Linked DNA regions of Homo sapiens: region 2 is linked to region 1. A link is a loop called in an ENCODE intact Hi-C map of the cell type or tissue named here. Cell type or tissue: MCF 10A. All regions are shown on one strand. Each heading gives the region's core, and the rest is flanking DNA. Links, peaks and the distances in the headings are about the cores only. Region 1 overlaps CCDC150 (coiled-coil domain containing 150). Region 2 overlaps HECW2 (HECT, C2 and WW domain containing E3 ubiquitin protein ligase 2).

Evidence for each region. A loop is a pair of places that touch in the nucleus more often than their neighbours do. Peaks named below come from ENCODE experiments on the same cell type or tissue, not always from the same donor. Only the 100,000 strongest peaks of a DNase experiment are listed, where the experiment ranks them.
Region 2: it touches region 1 in a loop (2.8-fold over the local background); 1 of 110 quality-filtered maps calls a loop at or near these places.

What each region holds. Positions count from the first base shown.
Region 1 is chr2:196,694,828-196,699,235 of GRCh38, reverse strand. It overlaps CCDC150 (coiled-coil domain containing 150), which reads right to left. Exons shown (of 28, transcript NM_001080539.2): 14 at 4,077-4,190. Among named protein-coding and RNA genes, the nearest start is that of CCDC150, 57 kb to the right of the region's middle. In MCF 10A, for the core only: no CTCF peak of the experiment used is centred there; a DNase peak (open chromatin) is centred at 2,635.
Region 2 is chr2:196,584,738-196,589,145 of GRCh38, reverse strand. The region is part of intron 1 of HECW2 (HECT, C2 and WW domain containing E3 ubiquitin protein ligase 2); the gene reads left to right. Among named protein-coding and RNA genes, the nearest start is that of HECW2, 6.6 kb to the left of the region's middle. In MCF 10A, for the core only: no CTCF peak of the experiment used is centred there; a DNase peak (open chromatin) is centred at 2,285.

The DNA of each region.
Region 1 (4,408 bases), core at 160-4,159:
CACTAAGGCAAAGGAAAATATGTTTTAAAAAGCATTTAGACCAGTAGAGTATTGGTTTCAAAATAACCTGAGCAAAATGTAGACTGCTATCAATAAATAGGAAACTCATGATGATAAATATATTATCACAAAGTTAGTTCATCATTGATTAATTTTTGCGGAAAACACAGTGCTCTTTGCCAAAATGTTATCTGTTTTGGGAACTATGATACAAAATCATTCCATGAATGTAACATTACAGTTTAGGATTATGTTGACCAAGTCTTCAGCAGCAAATAAATTGTAAGGATGGTCAATAATACCACAAAAGCAAAGCTACAAGAATTGAACAATGAGAACACATGGACACAGGAAGGGGAACATCACACACTGGGGCCTGTTGCCGGGTGGGGAGAGGGGGGAGGGATAGCATTAGGAGATATACCTAATGTTAAACGACGAGTTAATGGGTGCAGCACACCAACGTGGCACATGTATACATATATAACAAACTTGCACGTTGTGCACATGTACCCTAAAACTTAAAGTATAATTTTAAAAAAAAGCTTATTTAAAATTCGATTCAAACTTCTACAAATTAAGATGTCTCAGTGTGCTGTAAAGCATAGGTAAGAACATATAAAAAACCAAGAACTAGAGTTAACCTAAAATATGCTAGCTCTAACAAATGCTAAACACTCAAATATAACTATCTTCTTGAAATGGGGAAAGTTTTTTTTAAAGAATAACTTAAATTATCTGAGTCTTCTATAAAAGGTGACCAGAAATTTAAAAAATAATGGAGCTTTTTCCCTATCAATACAATTCCCTCTTTCAGGCAAAGGCATAAAGAAATTCCATTAATCTTTTAAATATACTTTTAAAACAATAATTTTCCTATTTTGCCACTAAAGAGAATGCTAATGTACAAACGAAAATTGAGCAAAATCAAAATGTGATAATATTTGACAAAGGCTCACTTATTTAAATATTATGACACACACACAAAATAATTGTTCCAAGTTGCTAAGGGAAAGTGGATGTTAAGGCAGTTACTTAAATTACTGTTTACAGATTTAAATAGGCCCTGTACTTTCATCAACAGGAGACAAGAAATTAGAAACCACTTAAATGAGTGAATATCTCAGGTTTTGAGTTACAGAAGAGTGAACTGAAATTAACTTTTGCTTAAATACTCTTGGTAATATACTATAAACATTATTAGTACACAGAGCAAAACAGAAACTGGGGAATCACTTGAGAAACATCATACAGAGAAAGATACCAAACATTAGAATATCCATTTTAACTCAGAAACACAAAGATACCATTCTTTAGAAAAGCAGGAAGTAAAAATAGGAAGAATTATCTTAAGATATGAAAGACAGGTTGCCAAAGATCAACAGTAAGCCACAAAATTATTTCTAAAATCATTTTTTAAATCTAGGTGAGCTGTACAAGTTAGCAGAAGCTGTTAGAAGAATACACAAAACCAGTAGGATACTGGCATCTTGGTAAAGCTACTTTATAAGCAGATTGTAAGCATTTTTTAAAGTTTTTTATTATTTTGAATTTTTTATTCAAAATATTTAACAACAGTATGACATGAGCCCCAGCAAATCAAACCAACTTAGACATCTGCATGAGTGTACACTGACAATGTCATCCTGGTTTTAAGAAATAATACATTTTAGTTCATTTTTAAATTTCAAGTCATTAAAGTCCCAGTTGTACAGGGAATTATATTCCTGTCTGGTGCTACAATTTTAAAATATATGTTTAAACCCCAAAAGAGAAGTGGGGAGGAAAATCATTCAAACTGAACTCAGGCATGGTAACCTTCCTACATTTGGATCTTTTCTCACTGTGGTTCCCTGCGTGACTGCCAGTGGTAATGGAATTAAATTGCACTATCACTACAGGCTAAAATGGCAAAAAACAACAACAACAAAAAAAACCCCTGAAATTAGGAAATATGAAAGAAATAGCAGAGAATAATATTTATTATTGCAATATGATATTAATCCTTACTGCCTGGCAAAACAGACATGACCTTCTTTGTATTCTAGTCAATCAATGTTTTTAAAGCACCTATTATGTATTAGGCATTATGCTAGGCAAGGGAATATAAAGATGAGTAACTACTGTTCCTGCATTAGAAGAGAGTGAATGCAGATGCATAAACAGGCCAATTTCTAATCAATGTAGTAATTATTCTGATATGGATGTGCAGAGTATACTGTGGGATACCTACACTAGAAGAGATCCTCTTGGCATTGCAGGCCATGAGAGGTTAAGAACCTGCCCAGGTCACACAGTAAATGGAGGTTGAAACCAGGTCTATCTGAATTCAAGTTTGTGATGTTACACACACAACACACAGTCATGTGTATCTCCAAAAATCAATGGGTTAGACCAGATGGTACTCTTTATAAAGAATTTCAAGTTTTTACTCTCAAAGAACAAAAATACACTGCCAGCATTGAATGACAATAGATTTAATGATATTGCTAAGATTTAAAAACAAATCCTGAAATCCCTAGCTCATTCCTCAAACTCATATAGCCAACCGAAGCATTTCCAGGCAGGCATGGTCAGAGACGCTTCTGGGTGGAGACAGAGCTGCAAGCTAGAATTGCGTTATCTATGAGTCATCATTGGGAACCTGTAATCAAGACATGGTAGGCAGGCAAAAATCAACACTGACCAAATCACTGGCAAGATCTGTCAAAGTCATTAATAGGGTAAGGCTAGGCCTGCTCACTGGCAATGGATTCAGGAAAGAATCAGTCAGACTGAGAATGTGGTCTCCCAAAGGAACCCAGCTGAGGCTGGCCAACCAGCAAAGGACATGGCTGAATCTTTAATTCTGCAGAGAGAGAGGGTTGGTCTGAAATAATACCAGGGATTACAGCTAATGGATCTTGTCATTCCAATAGGCACTTACAGGCTTTTTTTTTTTCTCTGAGACAGTTCAGATACTAAGAATTCAATAAATGTTAGCTATCTGCTACATGTTCTGTGTGTATTAATTTACTTAAGCTCAAACATCCACAGTTATAGCATTATTATCCTCATTTTGACAGATTAAGAAACTGAGGCTCAGACAAGTTAAGGATCATACCCGAGGTCACAGCCAAAACTCAAAAGTAGGAAATCTGGCTTGAAAACCATGACCATATAAGAAGATTTAGACTTAGTCTGTATAATTTTTCATAGTTGAAGTAATGAGCAGCTTATAACAGTTTGAAAGACTTTAGCTCAGGTTAAAACAGAGTCACATCGGGGTCTTCTAGGAATTTTCAAAGATTATTTGCATGCTTAAAAGCAAGTAAGTAATACTTTTTCATGTATTCGAAAGCACACAAGAAAATTATTAGCTACTTAACAGAATGACCATATCTTCAAATCCCCTTTACTTGGAGAAGATTTTTTTTTTTTTTTTTGAGACGGAATCTCGCTCTGTCGCCCAGGTTGGAGTGCAGTGGCCTGATCTTGGCTCACTGCAAGCTCCGCCTCCCGAGTAGCTGGAACTACAGGCATCCGCCACCACGCCCGGCTAATTTTTTCTATTTTTAGTAGTGACAGGGTTTCACCGTGTTAGCCAGGATGGTCTCAATCTCCTTTCCTCGTGATCCACCTGCCTCGGCCTCCCAAAGTGCTGGGATTACAGGTGTGAGCCACCGCGCCCCACCTGGAGAAGGTATTTTAAGAACTGTACCACTTATTTGTAATGCACTGACCTTGTCAAATAGCTTTCAGAAATCAGACTTATTACTGATTGCCTAATGGAGGAAACTGTCTGATGAGAAAAAAAATACAAGTTTCTTGCTCATAATTTATGGAAGAGGAACTATTTTAAAACATCAGATATATTTGTATTTTTCAGTAACACAGATTGTGAAGGCAAATGTTTAATAAATCCCTTAAATTCTTGGTTTCTCAAATCACTATTGTTTGAATACTGTAAGAATCTCTGCTTAGATTTTTAATAATTATGAAAACACAAAGAAAACCCATCTCCTGACCTCTGGTTGTTGTTATTTCTGAACTCATTAGTCATTAATTGCTATTTAGACTGATCTTTTTATACCCACCCCATGGTAATCAGAAGTGACTTGCTGAAGTTCTAGGGAAGCCATTTGATCTGCCAGGTGCTTATTCTCTTCTTCAAGAGTCTGCAGGTTATGAGTTAATGTATTTATGTCTACCTTTAAAGAAACAAAAGTAAAAAAGAAACTATTTACGCCAGATGCAAAAAGTATTATCTTATTTTTAAAATGACAATTACAACTGTAAAATGGACAGTATTGTCCATATGTTTCCTTGCCTCTAAATGTGGAAATATGACCAGTCAGTCTGATAGCTCTATGATTTTTTATTTTTTACTTTTTTGAGACGTAGTCTCACTCTGTCACCCAGGCTGGAG
Region 2 (4,408 bases), core at 144-4,143, 110 kb after region 1:
CTCACCGCATCCTCCGCCTCCTGGGTTTAAGCGATTCTCATGCCTCCGTCTCCCAAGTAGCTGGGATTACAGGCACGCACCACTACCATCAGCAAATTTTTGTGTTTTTAGTAGAGACAGGATTTCACCATGTTGGCCAGGCTGGTCTTGAACTCCTGACAAATGATCCACCCTCCTCGGCCTCCCAAAGTGTTGGGATTACAGGTGTGAGCCACCGTGACCGGCCTATGTATCTTTTTTATAAGTAGGATGACTATGTAATTTAAAAAAATCCAGACAAGGACACTTTTGAGAGTAAAATATGGTACTAACTGGAAGGGGCATTAGATCAACAAGTATAAACTGAGACTGTGCCAGGAAAACTAGGATTTATGGCTGTTCTAACTATGACTCAAGTGATAAGCTTGTATATGTATTATATCCATATGATGAGAAATGTCCTTAGCTTCTTCTAGTCTTGTTCAACGTATATGTGTGTGTGTGTGTATGCAATGTATGTATAGATAAACATTGATAATGTATCTATGGATATGTGAATTGTAGGTTTGAAATAAACCACTTAAGAAGTCCTGGTAATTGGAAATTTATGCCCTTCCTTATCTCTTTCATTGGTTGACTTTTTAACTAAACTCTTTGGATCTAGCCTCTCCAAACTTTAAATCATCTCCTGACCTTGTCTATTTTAATACCATTCTATTGATATAATTCTTTTGCTTAAAAACCTCTGATGGCTTATCATTTTCTTTTTAATTCTCAAAGTAAGATCCATAGGCAGTTTGGTGGTTAGAAGGGAAAAGCAATGAAAAAATTTAATTCATTCATCCATTCATTTATTTGTTCATTCAAGTAATATGTATTGAGCTCCATCTGCGGGTTAGTATCTGATCTAGGTGCTGGGAATATATCAATGAATAAAACAAAGATCTCTGACCTTGTAGAGTTTTCATTCTGTTGGGGGCAGGCAGGTGGGAGGTGGGAGACAGATAATAAACCAAATAACTAAATTATATATGATGCTAGAAGGAGATGAGTGCTTTGGAAGAAAGAGAAAGTAGGACAGGGTAAGTGTGGTTGAGTAGGCTTCATGGAGAAAGAGACCTTAAGCAAAGAGTTAACGGAAGGTAAGAGAAGTTGCTTAATACAAATACCTGAGGGATAGAGTTGCAGGATGGCCAGTGCAAAGGCCCTGAGAAAAGAATGTGTTTGGATATGTTCAAAGATTTGCAAGATCAGCATGATGGGGTGGAATGACAAGGGGGAAGTCAGAAATGAGACCAGAAGGGTGGTGTGGGTGTTGCAAAGCCTGTAGGGCCTTGAGATAGGCCATTTAATTATGATTTCAGCAGACATCCCCTTATGTTCTTAAAACTTATTATAATATTTAAGATTGTATTTGTGCTGCAAAGACTGCACTGGTGAGTGCGTATAGCTTACATTTTGTTAATGGTCCACTTCATGTTTGTTAATATAATTTTTATATCATTTACTTATTTTTTATTTGTTAAAAGAATATTTTTTGTTTTTGCTGTTCTTAAATTGTATTCCCATTTCACAAAACTAGATAAGTGGTTCAAAAGTAGTTCATTGAAGTGTAAAAATAGTGATGAAAATAGTACTGTAAATGCTACATTTCAGAATACCATAAACATACTTAGAGAACTGAATCCCACTGCATATAAAATGGGAATATGTATGTATAGAGACAAGGGAATCTCTGAGAGTGACAATTTCAGAACAGTAGCTGAAATTGAAAAGTGCAAATGGAAATATGACAATGACTATCTCAAAACTATTTTTTATTGGACTTGCTATCCCCATTAGGACCAAATGAATCCGTAATCGTTGCCTGTTATGAAACTTTGTCCAATAGTGGCATGAAGCCATGGATGTTTTTGTGTCATTTTCGAACAAAGCACAGTGGCTTCTCTGTTATACTATTGAAGTTTTCTAGGACAGGCACACAATAATGCTTTCCTTTATAAAATTAATGTATTATATGGCTAAAGGTAGGTAAGAGATTATAATTCTATTAGCATCATTAAAGGATCCTTGTAGCAAAATAAGTATGAGTCATATTATTGAAGAGACACTTGGAAAATCAGCTGGAAAGTTAAAGACAAACATTATCCTTAGAGAGAAACCAGAAGTTATTGACAAAACTCCTTTGTCAAATAACATGGTTGGCTGTGGCATAATATCAGTGGAGTGGAGTGTGGAAGAGCGATTACTATCAAGTGCACGCTAGCAGATATTTCACTTTATGGTTGGATGAAACCACCGATGTCATGCAGAGAATGAATCAGCTTTTGGCATTTGTTCAGAAATGAGTGCTCGGTGATGCTTTTGTTCATTTGTCACTGAAAACTTGTGCTATAGGAAGAGTTTTTTTTTGTTTTTTTTTTTTTGGTTAACCATTATTCATGAGAGTGGAAAAGTTGCTCGGGACAGAACTGACAGGGTACTGGGCTCAGGTACAGATAAGGTGATGGCTTCATGAAGAAAAGGAGTTGTACTTAGAAAGAAGCCAATCCACATGCTACCCACTTCATGGAGAAGACGTAATACCCTCTGATCTTGAGGAAATACAAAAAGAAACAGTGGAAACTATGGATTCAACCAAACTGTGGCCCCTGTGTCTGTGAGTTTGCTGTGCAAAGTGATGGGCAGTGAGTGTAAGACTGCTTCCCCAAGCTGACATATGCTAGCTGCATAGTGGAAAGGTGCTCGTGTAATATTTTATCTGTGGAGTAAGATATCTTTGGAGCAAGAAAAACATTTCCTTATGACAGTGATTAGAAATGATTTGTGTTATATCAAGTGGTATACCTAAGTCATATGCTTAGCCCGTGGTGAACTGTGGCAAGGACAGAGAGGGAAGGGAGAATTATTAACAAATAAAACAATATGCCACAATCTTAGACTATGAAATTTTTTATTAGGGAGTTGGAAGTTCACATTGACTGTAAATTAAGGAAGTGATATTTTCAGTAATAGACAGCCATTTATATCATAAGCATAGTATCTCTCAGTGACCTGCTAGAAGAATAAGAGCTCAAAGTAATAGAACTTAGACCCAGTAAGTTTTGATGGGGAGTAGACACGAGTGTATATTTGGTATTTGAGAGCATGTAGAGAACCATGGCAGGAGGGACCCAGACTTTTAGGATTTTGCATGAAGATATTGGGTGGCAGGGAGTACAGGCTGAAGGAGGTAGAGAAAACTGTCAGATTTCTCTGACAGTTGGATATGATCTTTCTTAAGTTTTTGCCTTAGGCTTCACTTCATTTTATCCAAATGGACTTCATACTCTAAGGTTTTCAGGACATAATCTTTATTGCCATTGGCATAATCTAGAAAAAATGAATGATTTCTTCTGGTCTTATAGTGGTATTGGATACCCTCCGTATAGGCCCCCACCCCTTCCTCCCTCCATTTTTTCCTCTCTTCTCTTTCTCCTTCTCCTCCTTTGTTCTCTCCTTCTTTAAGCCATTGAGTTGGCATCTCTAAGCTACACGAGCTAGAAGAGCTCATCTTCTGTATCACTGTTATCTAGGCAGATATATGTGCTATTCAGGGAACAAGGGAAAGGAGCCCCTAGGGAAGGGAAGTTCTGTACCTTGCTCAACTAACTCATCCTAATGTCCGATATCCAGCTATAGCATGCATTTAAATGTAAACCCCATTCTTTAATAAAGACTCATTTCCTTTTTCCCCTCTTTGGACTTTTAATAAAGATGGAATCATTGTCTTTTGTTTAATAAGTCATCCATTGTGATGGCCCTTATTTAATACTAGGACAAAAGTCATTCATGCATTATTCATTGAACCTTATATGCCAGGCTCTATGCTAAGTAATGGGTATAAAAGAGGTTAATAATCAGACATGGCTCTGTCCAGATAAGACAGAATCTAATGGAAAACAGGCCACACATATATGAATAAATAAATAAGTATATAATTGCAAAACAAGGCAAAAATATTAATGTTTGTTAAATCTGGGCGTTGGTATGTATGGTATACCTCAGTAATATACTTAGGCCACAGTGAATCATGGCAAAGACAAACAAGGAAGGGAAAATTATTAGCAAGTAAAACCATATGCCACAATCTTAGACTATGAATTTTTTTTATTAGAGAGTTAGATGTCCACATTGACCATAAATTAAGGAAGTAATATTTGGTATATGGGCTACTGTTATATTAACTTCTTAACAATATGAACTTCTAAATGTATATTTTAAATATTTCATAAGCAACAAATGAAAAAACCTAGTTGGAAGTACATTAAGTGCTTTGTCGAGGTGGGCTTTGGCAGAGAATGTTGTGTAACTGAGACTTCCTTTAGATGGAGTGCTCAGGGAAAACCTGAAGTGTAATTCATCACTTGCCTATATAAGAAGGATGAGG